Linked DNA regions of Homo sapiens: all the other regions are linked to region 1. A link is a contact called in ENCODE Hi-C or POLR2A ChIA-PET data. All regions are on one chromosome and are shown on one strand. The core of a region is the stretch at or near the end of the contact, and the rest is flanking DNA. Distances in the headings are between cores, read along the strand shown.

What was found. A loop is a pair of places that touch in the nucleus more often than their neighbours do. ChIA-PET counts read pairs that join two places held with the same protein, here RNA polymerase II (POLR2A). Pooled maps may share reads with other maps.
Region 2: a map of naive thymus-derived CD4-positive, alpha-beta T cell shows a loop between it and region 1 (5-fold over the local background). The contact joins the enhancer-like site here to the promoter of TBC1D5 in region 1. A Hi-C loop is called at or near these places in 1 of 168 maps with a recorded cell type or tissue (naive thymus-derived CD4-positive, alpha-beta T cell), 11 of 37 single-sample maps with no recorded cell type and 12 of 50 pooled maps. POLR2A ChIA-PET finds 5 or more read pairs at or near these places in 2 of 52 experiments (GM12878 and activated B cell).
Region 3: a loop to region 1 is called in a map of B cell, with 13 times the contacts of the local background. The contact joins the promoter of SATB1 here to the promoter of TBC1D5 in region 1. A Hi-C loop is called at or near these places in 8 of 168 maps with a recorded cell type or tissue (B cell, CD4-positive, alpha-beta memory T cell, CD8-positive, alpha-beta T cell and 5 more), 4 of 37 single-sample maps with no recorded cell type and 21 of 50 pooled maps.
Region 4: a loop to region 1 is called in a map with no recorded cell type, with 4 times the contacts of the local background. The contact joins the enhancer-like site here to the promoter of TBC1D5 in region 1. A Hi-C loop is called at or near these places in 7 of 37 single-sample maps with no recorded cell type and 8 of 50 pooled maps. POLR2A ChIA-PET finds 5 or more read pairs at or near these places in 1 of 52 experiments (activated CD4-positive, alpha-beta T cell).
Region 5: a loop to region 1 is called in a map with no recorded cell type, with 5 times the contacts of the local background. The contact joins the promoter of PLCL2-AS1 here to the promoter of TBC1D5 in region 1. A Hi-C loop is called at or near these places in 5 of 37 single-sample maps with no recorded cell type and 2 of 50 pooled maps.
Region 6: a pooled map shows a loop between it and region 1 (2.7-fold over the local background). The contact joins the enhancer-like site here to the promoter of TBC1D5 in region 1. A Hi-C loop is called at or near these places in 1 of 168 maps with a recorded cell type or tissue (CD4-positive, alpha-beta memory T cell) and 4 of 50 pooled maps. POLR2A ChIA-PET finds 5 or more read pairs at or near these places in 2 of 52 experiments (activated CD4-positive, alpha-beta T cell and activated naive CD4-positive, alpha-beta T cell).
Region 7: a map of naive thymus-derived CD4-positive, alpha-beta T cell shows a loop between it and region 1 (25-fold over the local background). The contact joins the promoter of SATB1-AS1 here to the promoter of TBC1D5 in region 1. A Hi-C loop is called at or near these places in 2 of 168 maps with a recorded cell type or tissue (naive thymus-derived CD4-positive, alpha-beta T cell and transverse colon) and 13 of 50 pooled maps. POLR2A ChIA-PET finds 5 or more read pairs at or near these places in 1 of 52 experiments (WTC11).

What each region holds. Positions count from the first base shown.
Region 1 is chr3:17,741,338-17,744,280 of GRCh38, forward strand. It overlaps TBC1D5 (TBC1 domain family member 5), which reads right to left and starts at 1,294. Exons shown (of 23, transcript NM_001349074.2): 1 at 1,144-1,294. It overlaps LOC105376975 (a long non-coding RNA gene), which reads left to right and starts at 1,607. Exons shown (of 2, transcript NR_135536.1): 1 at 1,607-1,781. RefSeq lists silencers at 781-980, 1,211-1,520 and enhancers at 980-1,683, 1,641-1,710.
Region 2 is chr3:16,840,212-16,843,407 of GRCh38, forward strand. No RefSeq gene overlaps it. Among named protein-coding and RNA genes, the nearest start is that of PLCL2, 43 kb to the right of the region's middle. RefSeq lists an enhancer at 2,105-2,354. Within about 2 kb of position 1,805, at least 22 of the 41 ENCODE cell types and tissues checked have a DNase peak (open chromatin) inside an H3K27ac peak, as active enhancers do; they include GM12878, where a contact is called at or near this core.
Region 3 is chr3:18,423,812-18,426,985 of GRCh38, forward strand. SATB1 (SATB homeobox 1) reads right to left here and starts at 1,528. Exons shown (of 11, transcript NM_002971.6): 1 at 1-1,528.
Region 4 is chr3:16,911,090-16,914,173 of GRCh38, forward strand. All of the region lies in intron 1 of PLCL2 (phospholipase C like 2), which reads left to right. Among named protein-coding and RNA genes, the nearest start is that of MIR3714, 21 kb to the right of the region's middle. RefSeq lists an enhancer at 1,535-1,764. Within about 2 kb of position 1,467, at least 4 of the 41 ENCODE cell types and tissues checked have a DNase peak (open chromatin) inside an H3K27ac peak, as active enhancers do.
Region 5 is chr3:17,052,707-17,055,898 of GRCh38, forward strand. PLCL2-AS1 (PLCL2 antisense RNA 1) reads right to left here and starts at 1,878. Exons shown (of 3, transcript NR_046640.1): 1 at 1,820-1,878. All of the region lies in intron 4 of PLCL2 (phospholipase C like 2), which reads left to right. RefSeq lists an enhancer at 1,714-1,903.
Region 6 is chr3:18,711,632-18,714,527 of GRCh38, forward strand. No RefSeq gene overlaps it. Among named protein-coding and RNA genes, the nearest start is that of SATB1-AS1, 270 kb to the left of the region's middle. Within about 2 kb of position 1,445, at least 2 of the 41 ENCODE cell types and tissues checked have a DNase peak (open chromatin) inside an H3K27ac peak, as active enhancers do.
Region 7 is chr3:18,443,928-18,446,933 of GRCh38, forward strand. SATB1-AS1 (SATB1 antisense RNA 1) reads left to right here and starts at 1,310. Exons shown (of 7, transcript NR_125803.1): 1 at 1,310-1,515. It also overlaps a transcript of SATB1 not described here. RefSeq lists a silencer at 1,216-1,435.

The DNA of each region.
Region 1 (2,943 bases), core at 44-2,543:
AAAGTACCAAGACACGGAATCAGAAAAGCCCAAAGAGAAAAACCAATATATAAATGAATTTCTTTGCCACCGATAGCAAAGGCTCATTTTTCAACAATACCTATTTATTGCTTCCTGCTTTAAGTATTTTGTGCAAGAGCACAACACTTATAAAGGTTTACAAAAGAATTACCGGGTCTAGAAATTCCAGGCAACCTGGTCCAAACGTGTGAAACCTGCATGTTAAAATCTTAGGATTTTGTCCAATTCAGAGTTGACAAATGAACTCTTTCCAGAAAGTTATTATTCGAAAAAAACCTACAGGATGTTAACTTTAAACACAGATTATAATTCCTGTAACTAAAACGAGTAACTGGTATCGAACAAATTCTAGGTCACTTGTAGAATCGAATCTTGTAGTGAAGGTCTGTGTGTTTTTCCAGGAAAAGTCGGGGTGGGGAGCGGGATTTGCCCTCCCTGCGAATTTTTTTTTTTTTTTTTTTTTTTTTTTTTTTGCTCTTATCCTGAAAGACCTCCGTTTCTTACGTGTGAATAAACTTAAGTCGTACTAAATCCAGGTCACGGTTCCCTTCCTCAAAAGTGAAGTCAAGGCTTCTCTCTTCTAAAGACTATTAAGGTTTGAGGATTCAGGGCCCGTTTCGCTTCCGGCTAGGGAAGGAAGCGTGCTTCCCGGGGCCCAAATGAACATGGAAATTTACTAAGTAGGAAGTTGAGCACTAGTCCAGCCGCCAGGCCCTGCCTTTACTGCAGTTGGCCTTCCAGTCTAGACCCCGACCTCCTGGGGCAGGGAAAGCAGGCAGACTGCAAGCAGCCACCCCGCCCAGCTCGCCCTGCCCGCCCTGCCCGCCAGGGAGCTGAAGGGTCCACCCCTCCCGCCATCCACCCCCGACGCCGACTCCGAGGCGCACAAACGGGGGGCGGTGCGGCAACCCGTCCGCCGTGGCGGCGGCACCCTCAGGCCCTCCCGTGAGAAGGCGGCGGCGGCTGCGGCTGCAGCAGCGGCGCGAAGGGGGGCGAAACCTGTCCTGAGGCTGAGTGGGAGGCCGGGGCGGGAACGACTGCATGTGGGGCTGCACTGGAGGAAGGCGGAGGCGTTCAGAGGGCTTGGGCTTTTTTACGATCATCATCATTATTTTATTTTACCTGTGGCGCAGAAGGGCTCCCCAGCTCCTATTCCCTGAATCCTCCTCCTCCTCCCCTCCTCTTTCTCTCTCTCTCCCTCAGTCTGCAGGGCGCTCGCGGAAGCGGCCGGGCCCGGCCCGACCTGAAAGAGAACAGGGCGGGAGGGGGTGGCGGCGGTGACCAGCGGCCACGTGACCACGCTCGCGCCGTAACGGCGGCCGCCTCCCGCCGCGCGCCCTCCCCGCGCTCCACCTCTAATAACCTCGCGGCCCGCGCGCCTGGGAAGCTCGTGCGCAGGCGCCCGCACGGGACCTGAAGTCTGCGCGCGAGCGCAACGCGCTCGCTCTCGGGTCCGGGTTTCTGGGGCCCGCGAGGCGCGAGAAGCGAGTAGGTGGGGAGTGAGCCGCGGGCAGAGCTCTCCTTGGCTGAGCCGGCAGGCTGCTGAGCGCATGCGCCTGAGGGCTTTTACCCCTCCCTTCTCTCCCTGCTTCCAACCGGCGCGCGGCTGGAGGCTGGGAACCAGCTCCTGGGTCTTAGTCAGAGGTTCACATCCACCAACTATCTTCCCAGGGTTGGACTGAGAAGGGGAGCAGAGGGTCCCAGGGACTCTCCTGAGATCCTGGCTCTCCTGCCAAGGAATTTACATTTCCTTGTCACAGGTAAATGGCCTTCCATGCCACATTTTTCTGTGGCTGAGTAGGCTTCTAACTCAGCTCATCTGTCACTTTCTCCGTGAAACTTACCCCTGCCTACTTTAGAGGAGTCACTAGCACTTTGTGCAGACCTACCTTGTAGTACAACCCATAGAAAGATAAAGGTTAGGAGTTATTTTTTCACAAGCCCACAATACTAGACTGTGGTTTCTATCTTTATCTCATAAACTTGGACAGGGTCTTCAGTGTTGTAGTATCTCCCTAAACGTCTGATGACTATCAGAACACAGGGAATGTCTAAAACTTTTATCGTTGCCCTTGGTCTCTGCATAATCATGATTTAAGATCCCCTTTAACCCAAGCACGTGGGAAGGTGGTGTTTGTTTCCCCAGTATGAAAGCCTTTAAATCATAATGTTAATTAGAGTGGTAAATGCTTCACTTAGTAAAAGAGATTTATGGTATTTTATTAGCTTATCTTCACAAAGAGCTCCAACGAAAATTGATACTGTTTAGTCCAGAAAAGGAAACCAAGTCAGAGAAAGGTCAGATTTCTGAAGGTTATCTAGCTTCAGAGGAAGATGCCTGTGTGGGAGACCTTTGTGGACAAACACCCCACTTCACACAGAGATCCCTCTTTTTCTGTTGCCCCTCTTTCTGTTGCAGAAACTGAACAGGTTAAGTTAGTGCCTGTGGCCAGATTTAATCCGGCCAGATTTATTTATTTATCAAATAAATAAAATGTAAAAACTCCCTAATTGGGAGTTCTGGCTAGACCAGTCATCATCACTGTTAGACTGGTGAATACTGAGATGATAGTCAAGAAATGGGGCTAGCAACAAAATGACAGAAAATCCTGGGATGAATGTATATGAAGAAATAGGATTAACAGAGGCTTCTGAGAAACTAGGAAAATGACAACCCTCAAGATTCCATTCTCAAATGTTTACAAAGCTGTTGGACTCTTTTCTGCATTTACCACTGTATACACCCACAGACTGATCCCACCTCATAGTTTCAGCTACCACACAGGTTATGCTAATGGCATCCCATTCTAAATATTCAGCCCAAGATTCAGACCTTGTGGTAGACTATTTTCTTATGGCACACAATTAACTGTGCCTCCCAGTATTCATGCCCATGTATAGTCCTCTGCCCTTGAGTCTGGG
Region 2 (3,196 bases), core at 555-3,054, 900 kb before region 1:
TGATTAAATTTAAAGGCATCTCTGGCAAAATCCCAAATAGTCTTACTGATAGCCTTTCTAGTTGTGTGTAGGAAGTGAGTGTGTTTCTGACAGGTTTTGAGATGAGAAATACCACACACAAAAGAAAATCCAAACCATTAGGGTATTTGACTGATAAAATATCTTTTACTGTACGGATCATGAAGAGATAATTCAATACAGATGGTTAATGAAGATATTTTTACTTCATTGGTAATTTCAAGAAATACAAATTCAAAGAACAACAAAATCAAATTTTCACCTGCTACGTTTGTAGATTTAAAAAGAAGATTGACTACTGGTGAGGATGCAGAAAGATGGGCAATCCCGTTTGTGGTTGGCCAGAAATTTGATACAATTTTTATTATACATAGATAAATAACTTCCTAGTACCAAATTTTCTGCCAGTTATTAATACTGAGTGTTATTAACACTGGGAAGTTATTTGTCAATATATAACAAAAAGCCTTTAAAATGTTTATATCTTTCAACCGAGTCATCTATTTTAAAGAAATAATAATTTTGTAAAGGAAACAAAAAGTTATACTCAAAGATATCCTTGCAGTGCTACAATTTTTAATGGGGAGAATTGGAAACAAGCTCAGAACAATAAAAGGGTGGGTGGTTAAATATGCTACTTAGAATGAAATATGCTGGCATTAAAATGAGATTTTAGTAATAATCTATGGTCATAGCTACCATTTATGAAGAGTTTACTATATGCCAGGCCCCAAGCTAAGCACTTTGAAAATATATTATTTTATTTAAATCTTATTACAACAGATTAGTAACCTCCCAACTTCCAACAATTTTATCACCTCATTTAAACTCATTTGACAAATTAGAAAATGGGGGAAAAAAGTGTTAACATGAGCAAATTCTCTTGATATTCCTTTAAGCAAAAAAAAAAAAAAAAAGGAAGTATACAAAGTTGTATGCACAGTAGTCCCCTCTTATCTGCTTATCTGCATGGGATGCCTTCCAAGACCCCCCACCAGATGCCTGAAACCTCAAATAGTACTGAATCCTATATATTCTCTGTTTTTTCAAACTGATAACCAAAACAACTACTATGTGGTATACATCGTGGGTATTCTGGACAAAAGGATATTTCACATTTCAGGAGGACCTAGTGGGACAGCGTGGGAGTTCATCAAGCACCTTAGAATATTGCACGATTTTAAACTTATGAATTGTTTATTTCTGGAATTTTTCATTTACTATTTTCAGACTGCAGTTGACTGCAAATAACTAAAACGTTGGAAAGTGAAAGTGCAGGTGAGAAGGGACTGCCGTAGTTTCAGCTCAACTATAGAAGTACAATAAACCCACTCATAATCTTGTAAGTAGGAATAAAACTCCAAACTGCATAAAGTGCAGGTTTGTATTATTACCAAGTTCCTGAAGTATCAGTGGGGGCTGGAAGGTGGAGGACAGCTCCATCGCTAGTCATTCACATGCATTATTCTGGATACATGAAGTTTAGTGAGAAATTTACCGAGATGTTGAGTGATTTTTCTCTGTATTGTAGCATTATGGGTAATTTATGCTTTTCTGGCTTTTCCACATTTTCTACAATTAGCATGTAGACGTATTGCATTAAAAATGCTTTGAAAAGTTTAGAAAACTTAAAGCAATTTGTTTTACTAATTTTTTAAAATAAGAGGGCAATGACATCTCTATTCTTTACAGTCCTTTTAGATCTGACAGCTCAGTAATTTAGACAGGAGAGAGAAAAGACAAAGCCCAGTGGTCAGAGGGAAATGGGAGGTGTGTCCCCTCCCAGCTACAGTGAGGGGGCCACGTGACGCCTGTGGCAGCATCTGTGGTCACATATGTTACAAGTGAAAAAAATATCACAATGAGGTTGGTAAAGCCTTGGGCATTACCCAACCTCATGTAGCTACCAAAATGTTTATTAAAAAACTATTTACAAAAGAAAGAAAGACACTATTAAGGGGTAAAACCAGTTTTCTGTATTATCTAAGAATAGAGATGCTCCCCCAAGTTAGCATGAGAGGCTAATTAGGGAACAGCGCTCTTTGACAAGAAACAAGAAGCAGGCTGGTCTCCTTCTGCTGTTTGCAGGATCTTTGAAAACTGAACTGAAGTTAACTTTGAGGCCGGCCCAGCATTTGTTAAATCTGAGCTTCTGAAGCTGCCGCAGCTGCAAGGTGTGCTCCCAGCTCCTGCAGCAACCCAAGTAACCGGGGGAAGTGCCGGAGGTGGTGAGCAGAAGTAGGGAGAGGGGCGATCCCCCTGCAGGATGGGATGCCAGGCCCAGGGTTGGGCCTTACAGGAAGTGCCCAGCTTTTGTTGAGGTGGCTGTGCCAAGCAGCAGAGGGCCCGCCCTTGTTTGTTGGGGTTTTCCTACTGGGTTCCGTGATGAGGTGGCTTAAAAGCAGAAGACTCAGAGAACCCTAAACGCTGGCTCAGGCCTGAAGGCTGAAGTTAGGTGCATTTAGAGAAATCGTTCATGTATGCAGGGGGCAGCTGGAGCAGCTGAGAGAGAGAAATGTCAAGTATTAGGTTCCAGATGGGCTCCTAGCAACATAATGCTAATTTTCCAGAGTGCTTTCACCTTTCTTCAGAGCCACTCATTCGTTCCTTCAACTGATGTTTACTCAGTATTGTTATAGGCACTGGAGAAGCCAAGATAAATAAGACACCTTTGCTGCCCATCCAGGTAGGAGACAGAGAACCAACAAACACATTTCAGTGTGGTGAGTGCTGTGGTGGGCCCAAGACCAGGGCACTGTGGGCACTCCCTGGAGAAGAACCTCACCGAAGCCAGGGGTTCAAGGAAGTGATAATATCTGAGCTATGTCTTACTTTGGTGCGTCTCCGATTGTAACGGATGCAAAAAGCACTTGGGGATCGTGTTAAAATGCAGGTTCTGATTCAGCAGGGTTGGGTGGAGCCTGAGATTTTGCGTTTTTAACAAGCTCCCAAGTAATGCCAATGCTGCTGGTCCAAGGTCCACATTTCAAGTAGCAAAGTCCTAAATGATGTCTAAGAAGGAGTCAGCCAGGTGGAGAAGTGGGAAAGGATATTCCTAAGAGAAGGCACATTCCACGCACTCCACTTAGGGAGCAGGAAGGGTTGCCCCTTGAGGGAAGTTGGGGTTTTGCTGGGTAGGCTTGAAATTGCCCTGGGTTGGCCTCTTTATTCTATTAGG
Region 3 (3,174 bases), core at 278-2,777, 680 kb after region 1:
CCCTACCCCCGCCCCCCTAAGCGGGGGAAGGGCAGAAATAAACGTCTAGAAGAGTAGCCATGAGAAAGGGGTTTAAAAAAAAAATCACAATTCGAAAACCAACATATAGGGGTTTGTAAAATGTCTAACCTCAGAGAACAGGGTTTGCGATGGGGAGGAGGGGAGAGTGGGAAGCAGGGAGGAGGAAGAAGATAAAATTGATCTGACAAGTGATTCGTTGGGGGGAAATCGTAAAAACAAAGCAAAACCCGTTATGAGCTGTACACTGTGATGGTGCTGGGGAAACGACGTGGTGACTGAGGATTCTCTTAAAAAAAAAAAAATCACTGCGGACAAGGTCTCCAAAAAGGAAAAAAGGTCTCTTCGCGTCTCTCCCTCCCTCCTGCTCACTCGGGTTCTTCGGTGTGAGGACAGAAAGTCTACTTCTGGCTGTCACTTGCAATATTATTCTTCAATAACCCCGAATAACGCGCATTGGGAAGGCCACCTCGCCTCCCTTCCAATCACCCCCACCCCCCTCGCCAACAATCGCGACTAATATTAACAAACCTTAAACTTTTCCCCACAGCCTCGCACCCCCAACGAGGGCATCTAGCGGGGGACAGCGAGGGTGGGGGGCAGGGGGTCGCGAGAAAAGCCCCGGAAAGGCACTAAAATGCCACTTTTGATTCTGCCCTCGCTGACAACAGCCGCAAGGACCCTCTCCCTGCCCATTGACGCGGGGCTGTGAGCGTCTGGGGTCCCAGCAAGTGAGGAGAGAAGAGGTTCGGGGGGAGGGGGAGGAGGAGGAAGATCAGAAGGCACCCCCAGCCACCTCCACCGCCTAGGCAGCGACAAACTCCCCGCCCCCTCCCCCCAAAAAGTCGCCAAGCTCTCACTCGTCCAGAGTCCGAGGTAAACAACGAGCACCACAATGGCACTAGGACTTTGGGGGAAAAGAAACCCAGAAACCCCGACAAAACTGATCAGGAGTTTCCCGAAATGAAAGAGGGGGGCGGGCAGCGTCCTCTAGAGTCGCCCTGGCTTTCGGCTGGGCCCCCGGGCAGGATAGAGGGCGGCCGCGGCTGTTGTTGTTGTGACGAGGCCGGGTGTTGCTGGGTGGCACAGGGAGAGGTGTGTGTGTGTTTGTGTGTGTGCGTGAGTGTGAGCGCGAGTCCCCGGACGGGGCTGCTTCTCTCGCTCTCTCCCTCGCTAGCTCTACCCCTCGCTGCCGTCTCTGCCCCCATTAAATTATTAGTTGACTCATCCCGGCCGCTGTCGCTGCCGCCGCCGTGCCCCGCTCGGCTCCGCGCGTCCGCCCGGGCTGCAGCCCTCTCCGCCGCTGCTCCTGCTGCTGCTGCCGCCGCCGCCGCCGCTGCCGCTGTGGGTGCCTCTTCTTCCTCCTCCTCATTTTAATACAAAATCACCCCGCTCGCAGCCCCAGCCCCGAGCACGCAGCCTCCTCCCGGCCGCCCGCCGCCGCCCGGAGCCTTCCCCAGCGGGGCCGGCTCATCCGCCGCGTCCGGGGAACGGGAGCGAGCGAGAAAGTGGCGGCGGCGGCGGCGGCGGCGGAGGAGGAGGAGGGGGGAGGAGAGGAGGAAGGGGGTGCGGAGCCGAGGAGGAAGGCGGCGTGGGGGGGCAGGGTGCACGGAGCGGGCGGAAAAGGGATGGGGATTAAAACCCGGGCTGGAGGGCCGGGATTGGGGGAGGGGGCGGGGGCGGCGAGTTAAAAAGCCGAAAGACAAGTAACTAGTGAATGAGTGAGGGAATGGGGGGAGCGCACGATTTCCGGCCCCGGGCGCGCAAGAATTTGTAATGAGCTTGATTAGAGTGAGGCGGCCCGACATTTATTACACACAATACCCAGAATAACAGGGCGCTGTGCGAGGGCTAGCGCCGGCCGCCGCCAGACGCGCCAGGGAGGGCGCAGAGGGGAGGAGGAGAGGGGGCTTCCCTGGCAGCGTCCGCCGGAGCGGGGAGGGGAGCGCGCGGCGCGCGGGCGGCAGGGGCAGGTGTGTGAGTGGGAGGGAGGAGGGGCAGGACGGGCAGGACGGGCACGGGGGGCGGGGGGAAGGAAAATGACGGGGAGGAGGGGGCGAGGGCCAGGGGAGAAAACTAACCAACCACCCACACGCCACAAAAGCCACAAAAAGGAGTACGCCTGGAGCGTCGCAGAGGGACAGGCGAGGTGGGGGGACAGGGAGACGCACCGGCCCCGTGGGAGAAGGGCGCGGGTACGCAGGTGACAGGCGCTGAGGAATGAGGTAGGGAGCCATCAGGAAGTGGCTGGAGGGGTACAGACGGAAGGCAGTTCTCTCCGGGGAAGCGCGGAGGGTGCAGAAACGTGTACAGCAATAAAGGCCAGGAGCCTCGAAACGCTCGGAATGTTTATCCTCTAAGGAGGGTGGTCCTTAAACTATGAGGAGCCAACATTAGAAAGAACTGAGTAAGAGCGTTCTGTACTAGTCAGACGTTGGTTCAAATCGCCCTCACTTCTGAGCCATAGAATACTTTGGAAGAAGAAATACGTGGCCGAGTTAAACAAAATTTGGGTCACTTGAAAGAGACCTGACTTGTTATTATAAAGGAAAAGATGCCATCATTCTTCAAATAATTTACGCTAGGCAAAAGAGGAAAGTTTGGGTTGGTAAATACATCTGTTGTAGCAATAAACACTTCTGCTGTAATCTAGGGTAGGTTACCCAGTTAGATAAATGGTCATTACCACATAAGTATGATCCTATTATTTAGACAATCTATTAAATATAGTTCATGTAAAAATAAAGAATATTACAATGTAACCCAAAATAGAAATGCCTCATTTATCGCTTAGGTTTTAGTTCTACCATTTTAGCACCCTGAAGGCAGTTAATCATTAACAAAAAACAAGAATTATTTTTCAGAATTTGCTGGTAGGGAAAAGAGAAAAATCAGTCAGATAAACATTTTGTTACACATAAAAAAGCAACAAGTTAGCACAAGTACTGAGATAAAAGGGAAATTTGCAAATTAAGCTCTGTAAAGCCACCAATACACTCTTAGGCACACTGTTTACATTACAAATCTAAAGAAAAGCCAAAAGGTAAAGCAGAAAAGTGTAGGAAATGATGGCCTCCTAGGGGAGAGTAAGTTTAGGAGAAACAAAATGAAAATATATCACTCTAATAGCACCCACGTTTCACCCACAAACCAGAA
Region 4 (3,084 bases), core at 217-2,716, 830 kb before region 1:
CCAAAATACAAAAATTAGCTGGGCGTGGTGGCATGTGCCTATAATCCCAGCTACTCCGGAGGCTGAGGCAGGAGAATCACTTGAACCCGGGGGGCGGAGGTTGTAGTGAGCCGAGATAGCGCCACTGTATTCCAGCCTGGGCCACAGAGCAAGACTCTGTCTCAAAAAAAAAAAAAAAAAAAAAGTAATGAGCACAGCTCTGATTTGAATACAGGTCTGTCAGGCTCCAAAGTTTTCTCCATAGTTTTGCATTAATATATTCTTAATTTTATATTTGCAAAGTTATTTTTATTTTAATATCATAGCTTAGTGGGAGAGTAGGGACACTATTTAAAACTAAGGAGCAGACAAAGAATACTCCAGAGTATCTTTAGAATTTACTTAGTTTGTCTCCCTAGTTCTAGGAAATCTGAATCTAACTCATATATTAGATTATATTTTCTTTGGAACAAACCCAGATCTTTAAGAAAGAGGAGTTCAGTGCCTCCTTTCCCAATTAGCTAATCATCTATAAGCTTCACTTTTGTCATACAAAGGTGCTGGACTCCCAGAGTTCATGCAGTCACAACTCAAATGGTGAAGAGGAAACCTGAACTGTCTCTAGTTATTTTTAGGTGTTCCTGATAATCAATTTTCATGCAAAATACAAATGATCATTTATTTGTCCCTTTGTTTTCATGAATACAGGCTGAGCATCTGTAATTCAAATATCCAAAATGTTCCAAAATCTGAAACTTTTTGGGTACCAACATGATACCACAAGTGGAAAATTCCATACCCTAACAGCACCTTTGCTTTCAGTGTACATAAACTTTGTTTCGTACACAAAATTATTAACAATATTGTATAAAATTACCTTCAGGCTATATGTATAAGATGTATATGAAACATAAATGAATTTCTTGTATAGACTTGGATTCTATCCCTAAGATGTCTCATTAGGTATATGCAAATATTCCAAAATCCCAAAAAAATCTGAAACGCTTCTGGTTCCAAGCATTCCAGAGAAGGGATACTTAATATGTAGTAGTATATGGATGCCTTGCCTCATAGTCACCCTCCCCAGTGGTTTAATGCAACCATTAAATTATTTTTGTTTTAAAATATTTGATCTGGGTTTGAATTTATGGAAATACTTCACGTCAGTTTTTTTTTTTAAATAGCCAAATAGTGTTTCAAAATTTTATCAAGATTGTGATTGGTCTTTAACCTTAGAAGCAAAACTGACATGGAAGGATGAAACAAGTAGGTAGAATGGTGAATTTTGGTATTCATGTGTTTGGACATCTGTGTCCTTATCAAAAGAAAGAATGTATATAGTTGGACAAAATTGAAGGTCCATGTGGTATATTTAGAAAATATTACTTGTTAGTGGTTTAACATGTGTATAGTGGTTTTACTTCAAGCACTTTCAAAGATTTGAGTTTGTTTCTGCCCTTGTAACACTTCAACAGTCATATTAGTTTGCTTTACCATTTTTCTTTGAAGGGAACTGAGACTGATTCAGTTGTGCAAGGTGATGAGCAACATTGCTCAAAAAGCCAGAAATAGATTTGTGGGCTTCTGACTGTGAGACCAGGTGCTCTCTCCACTGAATTATTCTGCTTTCTTTGACTGTTTTCTTTGCTTTAAAAAATATTAATGCACAATTCTGAATTGCTGTTGACTGTGAGATAAATTCATGTTAGATCTATAAATAATGCACTTTCCAACCAAACCAGCCAATGGAACAAAACGCTTTTTGAGACATTGGTGTTGGAAGATGGCCTCCTCCCACCAGCTGACTGTATTCTCATCATCCCCCACATCTGTCCCATTGTTTCTGATGCTGGTACCAGGCTCCTGTCTCCAACACATGCTTAGATAATTACAAGAATTAACCTCCCTTCCTTCTGTTCTTCTCCCTTTCCCCCAAATCCTTTTTCACAGTTTCCAGATTAGTTCTCCTACAGCACTACTTTGTGAAATTCTCTCAACATGTTCTATGATACCCTTTGCTCTGAGGCTGAAGCCCTAACCTTCCTCTTGGTTTCCAGGACCTCCCATGTATCATCAGTACTACTCTAGCATCTTCTTCTGCTTCTCACCAACCTCCGTCTTGGCCAGACTGGGCCTCGCAAACTGACATTACTTCACCTCTCTTGTAGTCTTGTAATCTGTACCCTATTCCAGAATTACTCTCCCTCTCCTTTTGGTTAGCAAGCCCAGCTTTCCTCTAGGGACTTTTCTTACCCATTCGCTGGAAATTTGGTTGTAGGTGTGCCCTGTATCTTTTATCTAGTAAGACTCTTCTGTGGGTTTACTAATTTTCATTTAGAAAGAGGATCACTACCTAATGATGTAAGGTGTGGTGTAAAATTTTTCTCAATTATATTTTCAGATTATTGCTGGGATTCTGTTATGATTAGTAAGCAAACGAATTAATATTTTAATGGTTGACTGCCTTCTGATATGTTTACCTCAAATTATATCATTTTAAATTATAGATTTAAATTTTAAGAAAAACAAATATTTACATTTAGTCAAAGATTTTGTGAAATGACCTTGTTTTGAGAAAGAGAAATGAAGTCCAATTACTGAATAGAATATGAATATATAAATATATTTATGTATGTGTATATATGTAAAAAATAGCTGTCATGTAGTCATTATTTTTGTGACAGTGTATTGCTAAAAAGATCTTCATAATAATTTTGAATAGAACACTGGGGGTGCTAGATTTAGAAATTAATGATTTTATGGAAGAAAGATCTGCCTGTAAATTTTGCTCCTATTATGAATAAAAGGGAGACCCTTATTTCAGATTATCGAAATACAGGGACTGTAGCATTAATGTAACACCCACTATAATGTGTTTCTTTTAAAAATGTTTTCTTCAACACCCTGTGATATATGACTTGCCAGATTCTCTGATCCTGGGGCCCTTTAGCAGCCATGCTATGTGTTGTCATAATGTTTTAAATTTGTGGCTCTAAAATGCAATTCAGTTGTGTTTAGCCAGTGTTGATCTTTTTCTTTCTTCTTAATTTGGGACTTTCAGTGTATGCCATTACTTATGAGAAGTGCTTTAGTTATGAGTTGTGG
Region 5 (3,192 bases), core at 628-3,127, 690 kb before region 1:
CTCTCCTTCCTTCTCCTTAGCCTACTCTGCTAGAAGATGATGAGGATGAAGACCTTTGTGATGATCCACTTCCACGTGATAAATAGTAAATACATTTTCTCTTCCTCGTGATTTTCTTAATGTTTTCTTTTCTTTATCTTACCTTATTGTAAGAATATAGTACATAATACATATCATATACAAAATATGTGTTAATCAACTGTTTATGTTACCAGTAAAGCATCCATCAGGTCCAAAGTAGGCTATTATTAGTAAACTTTTTGGGGAGTCAAAAGTTACATGCAGATTTTTGACTGCATGCAGAGTCAATGCCCCTAACACCCCTGTTGTTGAAGGGTCAATTATATTTGCAAATGGAAACCTGAGAGCCTTATAACTTTTTGTTTTGTATTAGTCTGTTCTCGTACTGCTATAAAGAAATAACTGAGACTGGGTAATTTAGAAAGAAATGGGCTCATGCTTAATTGGCTCATGGTTCCACAGGCTGTACAGGAAGCATGATGCTGGCATCTTCTCAGCTTCTGTGTAGGTCTCAGGAAACTTACAATCATGGCAGAAGGTGAAGGAGAAGCAGGCCCATCTTACATGGCTGGAGCAGGAGGGTTGGAGGAGGTGATGCGCTCTTTTAAACAACCAGATCTCATGAGAACTCAAAAGGGGGGATGGTGTTGAACCATTCATGAGAACTCTGCCCCATGATTCAGTCACCTCCCACCAGGCCCCACCTCTAGCACTGGGGGTTATGTTTCAACATTAGATTTGGGTGGAGACACAGATTCAAACCATTTATTCTGCCCTGGCCCCTCCCAGATCTCATGTCCTTCTCACATTTCAAAATACAATCATCCCTTCCCAATAATCCCCCAAAGTCTTAACTCATTCCAGCATTAACTCAAAAGTCCAAAGTTTGATCTGAACAAGGCAAGTCCCTTCCACCTATAAGCCTGTAAAATCAGAACAAGTTACTTACTTCCAAGTTACAATGGGGATATAGGGATTGAGTAAATAATCCCGTTTCGAAAGGGAGAAATCAGCCAAAAGAAAGGGACTACAGGGAGCAGTGTCCAGGGGCTGTACAGAGCAGCTGGGCCCTGGACCTGGTCCATGAAACCATTCTTCCTGCCTAGGCCTCAGGTCTGTGATAGGAGGGGCTGTCAGGAAGGTCTCTGAAATACTTTTCAGGCCTTTTCCCCATTGTCCTGACTATTAGTATTTGCCTTTTAGTTATAAAATTTCTGCAGCCTGCTTGAATTCCTCCTCTGAAAATGGGCTTTTCTTTTCTACCACATGGCCAGGCTGCAAATTTTTCCAACTTTTATGCTCTGTTTCCCTGTTAAATATAAATTCCAGTTTCAGGTCATTTCTCTTCCTGTGCATATGAGCATAGGTTGTTAGAAGCAGCCAGGCTACATCTTGAACACTTTGCTGCTTAGGAATTTCTTCTGCCAGATATCCTAAATCATCACTCTCAAGTTCAAGGTTCCACAGATCCCTAGAGCAGGGATACAGTGCAGCCAGGCTCTTTGCTAAAGCATAGCAAAAGTGACCTCTACTCCAGTTCCCAATAAGTTCCTCATTTCCATCTGAGACCTCCTGAGCCTGGACTTCATTGTCCATGTCACTATCAGTATTTTGGTCACAACAATTTAACAAGTCTCTAGGAAGTTCCAAACTTTCCCTCATCTTCCTGTCTTTTTCTGAGCTCTCCAAACTGTTCCAACTTTTGCCCATTACCAGTTCCAAAGCTGCTTTCACATCTTCAAGCAATGCCCTGCTTCTCAGTATCAGTTTCTGTTTTATGAGGCTTCAGGAAACTTACAGTCATGGTGGAAGGCAAAGCAGGAGCAGTCATCTTCACATGGCCCAAGCAGGAGAAAGAGAGTGGGGAGGTGCCATACATTTTTAAACAACCAGATCTCTTGAGAACTTACTATATACTACCAAGGGGGGATGGTGCTAAACCATTTATGAGAATGCTACCCCCATGATCCAATTACCTCCCACCAGGACCCACCTCCAGCACTGGGGATTATATTTCAACATGAGATTTGGATGGAGACACAGATCCAAATCGTATCAGTTCTCATTTATGTCAGAATGTTTCTCAGCTCTGTTTTACAGAAGTGAAAGGTTCTTTCCTGGGAATTGAGAGACCCATGTTCTGGTGCCCTCTGTACCATGTCCCTGCTGTGTGACTTTAGTTTAGTCACTTGACCCTCTCTGCCTCATTTTCCTTCTTCTAAGTGGCAGTGGATTATGTGATTCCCTGATGGCCCTATGCCTTCTAAATTACAGTGAACTAAGATCAGTTACATAAACAGCAATTTGGGAATGGCTGGATTACAGTTACTGAAAAAGATTAAAAGATTAAACAAGTCATCCCATACAATGTTACAGGACACATAAATTGTAGCCCATCATCATTACTTTCAAGGAGGAAAGTTAACACTTTGAAGATGAGACACAGGAAACCTGCATCAGACTCCCAGGCCCCATTTGAAATCCACAGCATCTTTTCTCTTAAAGACTGGATATTGAACCACCACATCTTCTTTTAGGCATTTACTAATTAATTAACTAATAATTAGTGAAGTCAAGGGAAGAAGAGAAGTAGCAAGGTCCTCAGTGGCCTCTTTCTCATTTTAATTCCCTCACTAAGGACCTTCATCACTGATAAGGGATGGCAGAGGAAATGACCACAAAGACAACAACTAGGCCAACTCATTCAGAGCAAAAACTTCAAAATAAGCAACTGGTCTCTAGAAACCGCTGTCTCACCACACCTCAACCGTCCCTGTAACCTTCACCCTAATTCTGCTCTAAGATTCCCACATCATATATTCACAGAGTCATGCAAAGAAAAGAAGGATTCCCACATCAACTTTCACACGAATGTTATTTTTCATACGTGTGATCAGAATCCCCTGGGAATGCTTGTTGAAAATGCAGTCTCTTTACATCATTCCCAAAATATTGACCATCTGGGAGTGAGACTCAGGAATTTGCATTGTGGTGAGCACATTCAGGTTTTGAGAACTTCTCTTTTGAGGGTAGAGCAGAGCAGGCCCTCTTCTGAGTTCATGCTCTTTCCCTAAGCCTCTCTCCTCTGTCTCTCACAGGGAGAGTGTGAGTGACTGCTCAGACTCAGGCATGCACCAGCTGTGTGATTGAATGACAGCAAAATTATCTTTC
Region 6 (2,896 bases), core at 195-2,694, 970 kb after region 1:
TAAGGATTCAAAGAGATTGTGAATTATCTTCTTTCCCCTTTGGGCAGGGCTATATCTAATAGCATTCTAGATAGATAATTTTCCATTTTCAATTATTTATTGCAAGCCTATTGTGTGCCATATATATTTTCAGCATGAGAGGTACAAAAATGATTTTATCCTATTTTTTGAAAGCTTTCAGATATGTAAGAATTTCAGTAGTTTATGAACTCAGTGTAGGAGTAATTAAATACCCTACTTTTATTATTTAGCAACTTTGTACCTGAAAATAAGAATGAAGGAAAATACACCGTTTATAAAAAACTGAAGTTTTGCCTATCTTGTTCACTTAGTTCTGGACACCCTTAGTATGCCCTTAATAAGTATTTGTCCTATACTTAAAAACCTTATGGGAAAGAAAGACATTTAGATAATTCTCTAATAATTGAAATAAAACAGTTGTGCTGAAATGAATAAAATATTTGTAGAAAAATTAAATATTTCCATACTGAAAGTAGGAATTATTTTCATTGTCTGACTGTGTGTGTACAGAGTCACCAATGGGTTACTTTGCTAAAATTTCTAAGTGGAACTTGGAGCTCATTGTGTCTGAGAAACAATGTTGTTAGTGGTAGTATAGGTCTCTAATCTATTCCACAAAATCCTGCAATACAGCTTTTTAATGTATTAAGTACTTTTTTTTCCCACAAAATGGATATGTTTTTAAGTTAAATAAAAAACACTGTGTGTGTGTGTTTGCGTGTGTGTGTGTGTGTGTGTTTTACTTAACTGTTACTTGTGAATAGTCACTTGAGAAAAGCAAGTTTAATTAGGAAGTATATGAGGATATAGGTGCATATGAATTCAGCAGAAATTTGGAAATGGATTTTTCAGCCCTGTTACTGGCTTGAGTAGATAAGAGCATTTGTTTGTTTCGTATTCAGTGGACAATAGGATTCCTACCTTAAATGTATTTTGTTTTCCTTTATTCTGTTATGTTGGTAGAAATACCCTTTTATTTATCAAGTAATATTTTTGGTTTACCAATGAAATAAAAGGCAGAAAAATGAAGAAAAAAGAGAAAGCCTCTCTGAGAAGAATAGGAAATGATTGGAATTAAGAGATCAAGATGAAAGAAAGAAACTATGGAGGAAGTCAGAGTAGTAAGTGATGAAAATAGTCAAATGTCCAGTGTTTGCATGCCATCTCCTAAGGGGGCAAAAGAACAGTAGTAGAGAAAAGAACCTACTGAAGTGAGTGCTGGGAACACTCTAGGTAAGCTCCATTGGAGAGTGTGGTCAGCAGGGCCATGTGCAAAAGGGAAAGTGCATTCAGTGGGAGAAAATAAACTGTCTGAGAAGTGAATGGCATTTGCCATAAGTGTGGCTTATAAGCTCGTTGGGAAAAAAAAAAAAAAGAGAGATCGTTTTGCATTTTTCTTTGAAGGTTGACAGAGCTTACTGTTCTGAGTGCTGGCTTCCCTTACCCTAGCGGAAATAAGACGCCTTTAGTTTGTTAAGCTGGTGACTGAGGACTGACTGTATTGCTCCAAAGCTAGAGGTTGGCAATGTTGAAGGAGCAAAGGGGAGGTCTACCTTTAGGAAGAATTACATTTCCTGGAACTGGGAGGTTGGAGATTGTGTGTGCCAAGGTCTGGGACTTCTGATGAGGAGGCGCTGTGGATGCTGGGCCTTAACACAAGTGGTGGTGGCACTGAGAGCTGTGACAGGCTCTGGAGGCACATTTGGCATAAGGGAGCAGATACTGCAAAGATTCAGCCTTTCCGCTCCCAAAGGGTCTTTGTCAATTCAGGCAAAGAGCATTTCAGATGTGACTCCAATGAACTGCAAGCTAGAGGTTCCCTCCAATGTCCCTGGGTTGCCATAGCAGTAGATTTCCTGTAAGATTTCAAGTGAGGGGAAAAGCCACACTCCAAAATGACTGAGGTGTGATTTCTCAGAACCCCTATGTGTGGGTAATGCACTACATTTAATGTAAATTAGAAAAACAAAAACTATATTTTGCTGTTGGCATGTCCTGACATGCTTGTTTTTATAATTTTACTAGATGTGCAGTGGTCCATTAAAAATACATAGAATTGTTTTGAGTATTTTGGAATTTTATATAAATGACATCATACTGTTAAGAGAAATGGGATGAGGGAGTAGAGTGTGTGTACTGTATTATGTATTTAGAAAAAGATCTGAAGCGAATATAGTAAAATGTTAACATTTGTTAAATCCGGTTGGTGGATATACAGGTGTCTTGCAAGTTTTTATTCCTGTACTTTTCTGTATGTCTGAACATTTGGTTATTTTTTAAAAAATAAAGAAAAAAAACAGAGAAAAACCAACATAATATTTCTGGACTCCAAGAGTCATGGAATGTTTAATATTAGTTTTACTTGAAATATTTGTAAATTGGTTTGTTACAAGTCTTGAGGTACTTTCACAGCTTGAGTGGAAGCCTTGCCTATTTGATGACATACTAACGTTACCAACTGAACATGTCCCAAATAGAACTCTTGAACTTTTACTACCATACCTGGTTTCCACTTCTCCATTTCAGTAAAAGTTTCAACTATTCATTCAATTACTTAAGCCAGAAATCTAGCAATTGTCCATGATTCCTCTTTTCCCCCAACTTACCAAATTCAAGTCATTGATTCTGCCTCCAAACATATGCATCTGATCCAAAATTTTATACTGATCTCTGCTGTCACCTTCTTTTTTTTTTTTTTTTTTGAGACGGAGTCTCGCTCTGTCGCCCAGGCTGGAGTGCAGTGGCGGGATCTCGGCTCACTGCAAGCTCCGCCTCCCGGGTTCACGCCATTCTCCTGCCTCAGCCTCCCAAGTAGCTGGGACTACAGGCGCCCGCCACTACGCCCGGCTAATTTTTTGTATTTTTAGTAGAGACG
Region 7 (3,006 bases), core at 60-2,559, 700 kb after region 1:
GAAATGAGGAGTGCCGCGGCTTTCAAACTCCGGGCTCCAACTTGAGCGCCCCGGCGCCCGAGTAGCTCCCGGGATGCAGAAGTTGCCACAAACTTCCCAGGCCCCTCTTCGCCGATGCTTACAATCAGCCGCGCAGGCAGGGAGCGGAGGGAGGCGGAGATGGACCGGGAAAGGATGCTGAGCAGACTCGCGATCCGGTGGGGGAACATTACCACTCCCGCAGCCCACTCCTCCAGGCACCTTACTGCCCGCCCGGCTCCAGAACGCACCGAGAGGCTCCCCTTTTCCCCATTTGCTTCCTTCGGTCTTTTCCACTCCCCTTTCCTTTTCTAAAAGGGGCCATACCGGTGACCTGAAGGAGTTTGTTCAGCCAGGGTCTATTGGGCAGGTGTGGTGGTGTGTCCACACCCAGACAGAAAACGAATGGCATCTTCAAATCCCCCATCCCGACCGCTCTCCCCTACTCTACCAGCCCACCCCTCCAAGGTCCGTCTGCGTGAGAAAAGGGGCTCGGAAGACCGTTGAAGCCCTGCGCCCACGAGAGGGGAGCCCAGCCGCCCCAATAGGGGACGAGGAGTGGGTGCTACGGAGAAGTTTGGATTGATTCCGGAAAAAGAGGGACAGAGATAAAACAGCAAGAGTAGCAAGGGGAAAAGGGAGGCAAAAGAGCAGAACTCACTCAGGCATGGACGTTGGGGGCGGCGGTGGCTGTCGAGTGCGGGCCTGAAACCAAGAACGGCTCCCCGGGCGGGCGCGCCGGCGTCGGACTTCCGAGGCGGCGGCTTCTGCCTCTCCTGCCGCCGCCGCCGCCGCCGGAGCTGCGGCTGCCGCGGAAGTTAATTGCAACTTGACTTCAAGTTGTCCTCTTTCCCCATACGAAGTGGGCGTTTAAAGGGGAGAGCGAGGCGAGGAGCGAGCGAGCGAGCGCGCGGGGCCAAGGGAAGGAAGAGAAGGAGGGGGAGGGAGGAGATGTTAACGGGCGGGGGGGGGAGAAGGGGGAGGGGGCGGCGGCGGGGGCGGGAGGGGGAAGGGGCCGGCGGGAGCTGCTCTCGTCTCGTCGGTCGCGGCGCCTGCAGTCTGGAGGCGCACCGGAGCGGCCGGGGCGTCCCCCGCGGGAGCCCGCAGCCACCCGGGACGCGCATCCAGACGTGGCGCTTCGGACCGGGCACGCTGCGCCCGGGGGCTCGGCGGACCCCGCGTAGCCGCCGCTTCGGAGCTTGTGCGGCGCGGGCTGGCCAGCGGGGCGGCCAGGGCCCGGCCCGCCTCCCCAGCGCCCGCCCGGCTTCTCCCCCTGGCGGTGGGAGCCTCGGCGGCCGCTGGCGACACTAGGCGCACTGAAGCCCGAGCCGAGCCGAGCCCGAGCCGCCGCCGCCGCCGCCGCTGCTGCGCACCGCTCCCGGGCTCCCTCCCAGCGCGCCGGCCGGGGTGTGGGGGGCGGCGGGCCGGAGGGGCGAGGGCGGGCCAGGGGGCGCACACGGGGGTTGGCGCGGAAGACAGGACCCTCAGCCTCGAGGGGTAAGTGTGGGCGCTTGGGGGTGCGCTTGGGGTGCGCGGCGCGGTTCTCGTCGCCCGCCAACCCTGCCCCCTCACCTCTCCGGGGGCCCCCAACACGCGCACTCCTCCTCTTGTCGCCTGCGGCTTCCTCTTGTTGCTTGTTGTTTGGCTGGGTTTTGGGGGGTGAGTAGAGGGGGTTACTGTAGTGTGTGTGCAGGCGGAGGAGGAAGTCAGGTGAGAGGCCGCGAAGCACCCCCACCCCAACCCAGCCTGCGTGGGGTGTATGCTTCCCCACTAGGGGCATTTGGGCCATTTTTTTTTTCTCCGTCAATGTTCGGTCGAGACGATGTTTCCTAGAGGGCCTCCTTCACTTACAGTCTGGTCTGTCCATCTCCCTTCATCCCACCCTCGTCCGTCTTAGCCCCTTGTCCAGGAGCCCTGCACCCCAAGTGAGGAGCACGTGGCGGAAGGAGGAGGAGGCCCTCTCTTGAAGACCCCCACGCTGTGACCCAGCCCATTAGTTTAAATATTTATCCTCACATCACCAGCTGTACTTTTCAACCCACTGGAACAAGACGCCTAGGCAAGGTCCAATTTCCCCAAAAAGCTGGGGGCAAAGCGGGAGAGATGAGGGTTTTATTGACATTGGGAGAGAAGGGGCCAAGGAACCTTCCCAAGTGGAGACTGAAACTCAAAAAATCTCTACAAAAAGACTAGGGTGACTGGAGGCTCAGGACTGCAGGCTTAGGAGAAACTGGAGCTCCATCAACTTTATTTCTCTCCCCCTGCCTCTCCTCCCCCCAGCTCTGAGGAAGCTAACAGGTCTTTTGTTTTGTATTGTGTAGCCTTTGGGAAATTTGCATTGAGTATGTCAACAGAAAATTACTACTGTTTACTCAAAGGGATTGCAGAAAGATAAAACATAGTAACATAGTTTTTACTTTTCCTCTTCTTTGTACGCTTGTGTGTATTTGGCAAGAAGTGTAGTTAGGTTCATGGCATGAACTGCAAAACGTCAGGTTGTAACAATAAGGACTGTAGAGCTGCCTAGGTGTATTTTTAGAAGCCGCACTTTCTTGAATTCCTTTCACACAAGGCTTGCTCTCTCATTAAGTCCCCATAAATAATTTTATTTAGAGAGGAGGAAACTATGGAAGCAGGAGGGAGATTGCTAAGATTTCCATCCTGCCAGCGCACAGCACTGTTTGCAGGGAAGTTCCTGGAAAGTGATTGTGGGCTGAGAATTCAGTTTTTCCTAAAAGCTCTGTTAGGTCCTGTTGTGTCAGATGGCTATGAATAAAGCACGCTGGGAAAATCCTGATATCCGTGCAGTCTTATTTTATCTTTTACACAGTGGTTGATTCGACTTTCAAGCCCTGGTGACAAACACATCAACTCTGCTGTATTTTTGTGTGCTTTTTCTAAATAAAGGAGAATACAGCATGTATTCATGCTGCTTTTTTCCCCTCATCCATGGTTATTGAATTCACTGGAAGTTATTCATCTTTTTTC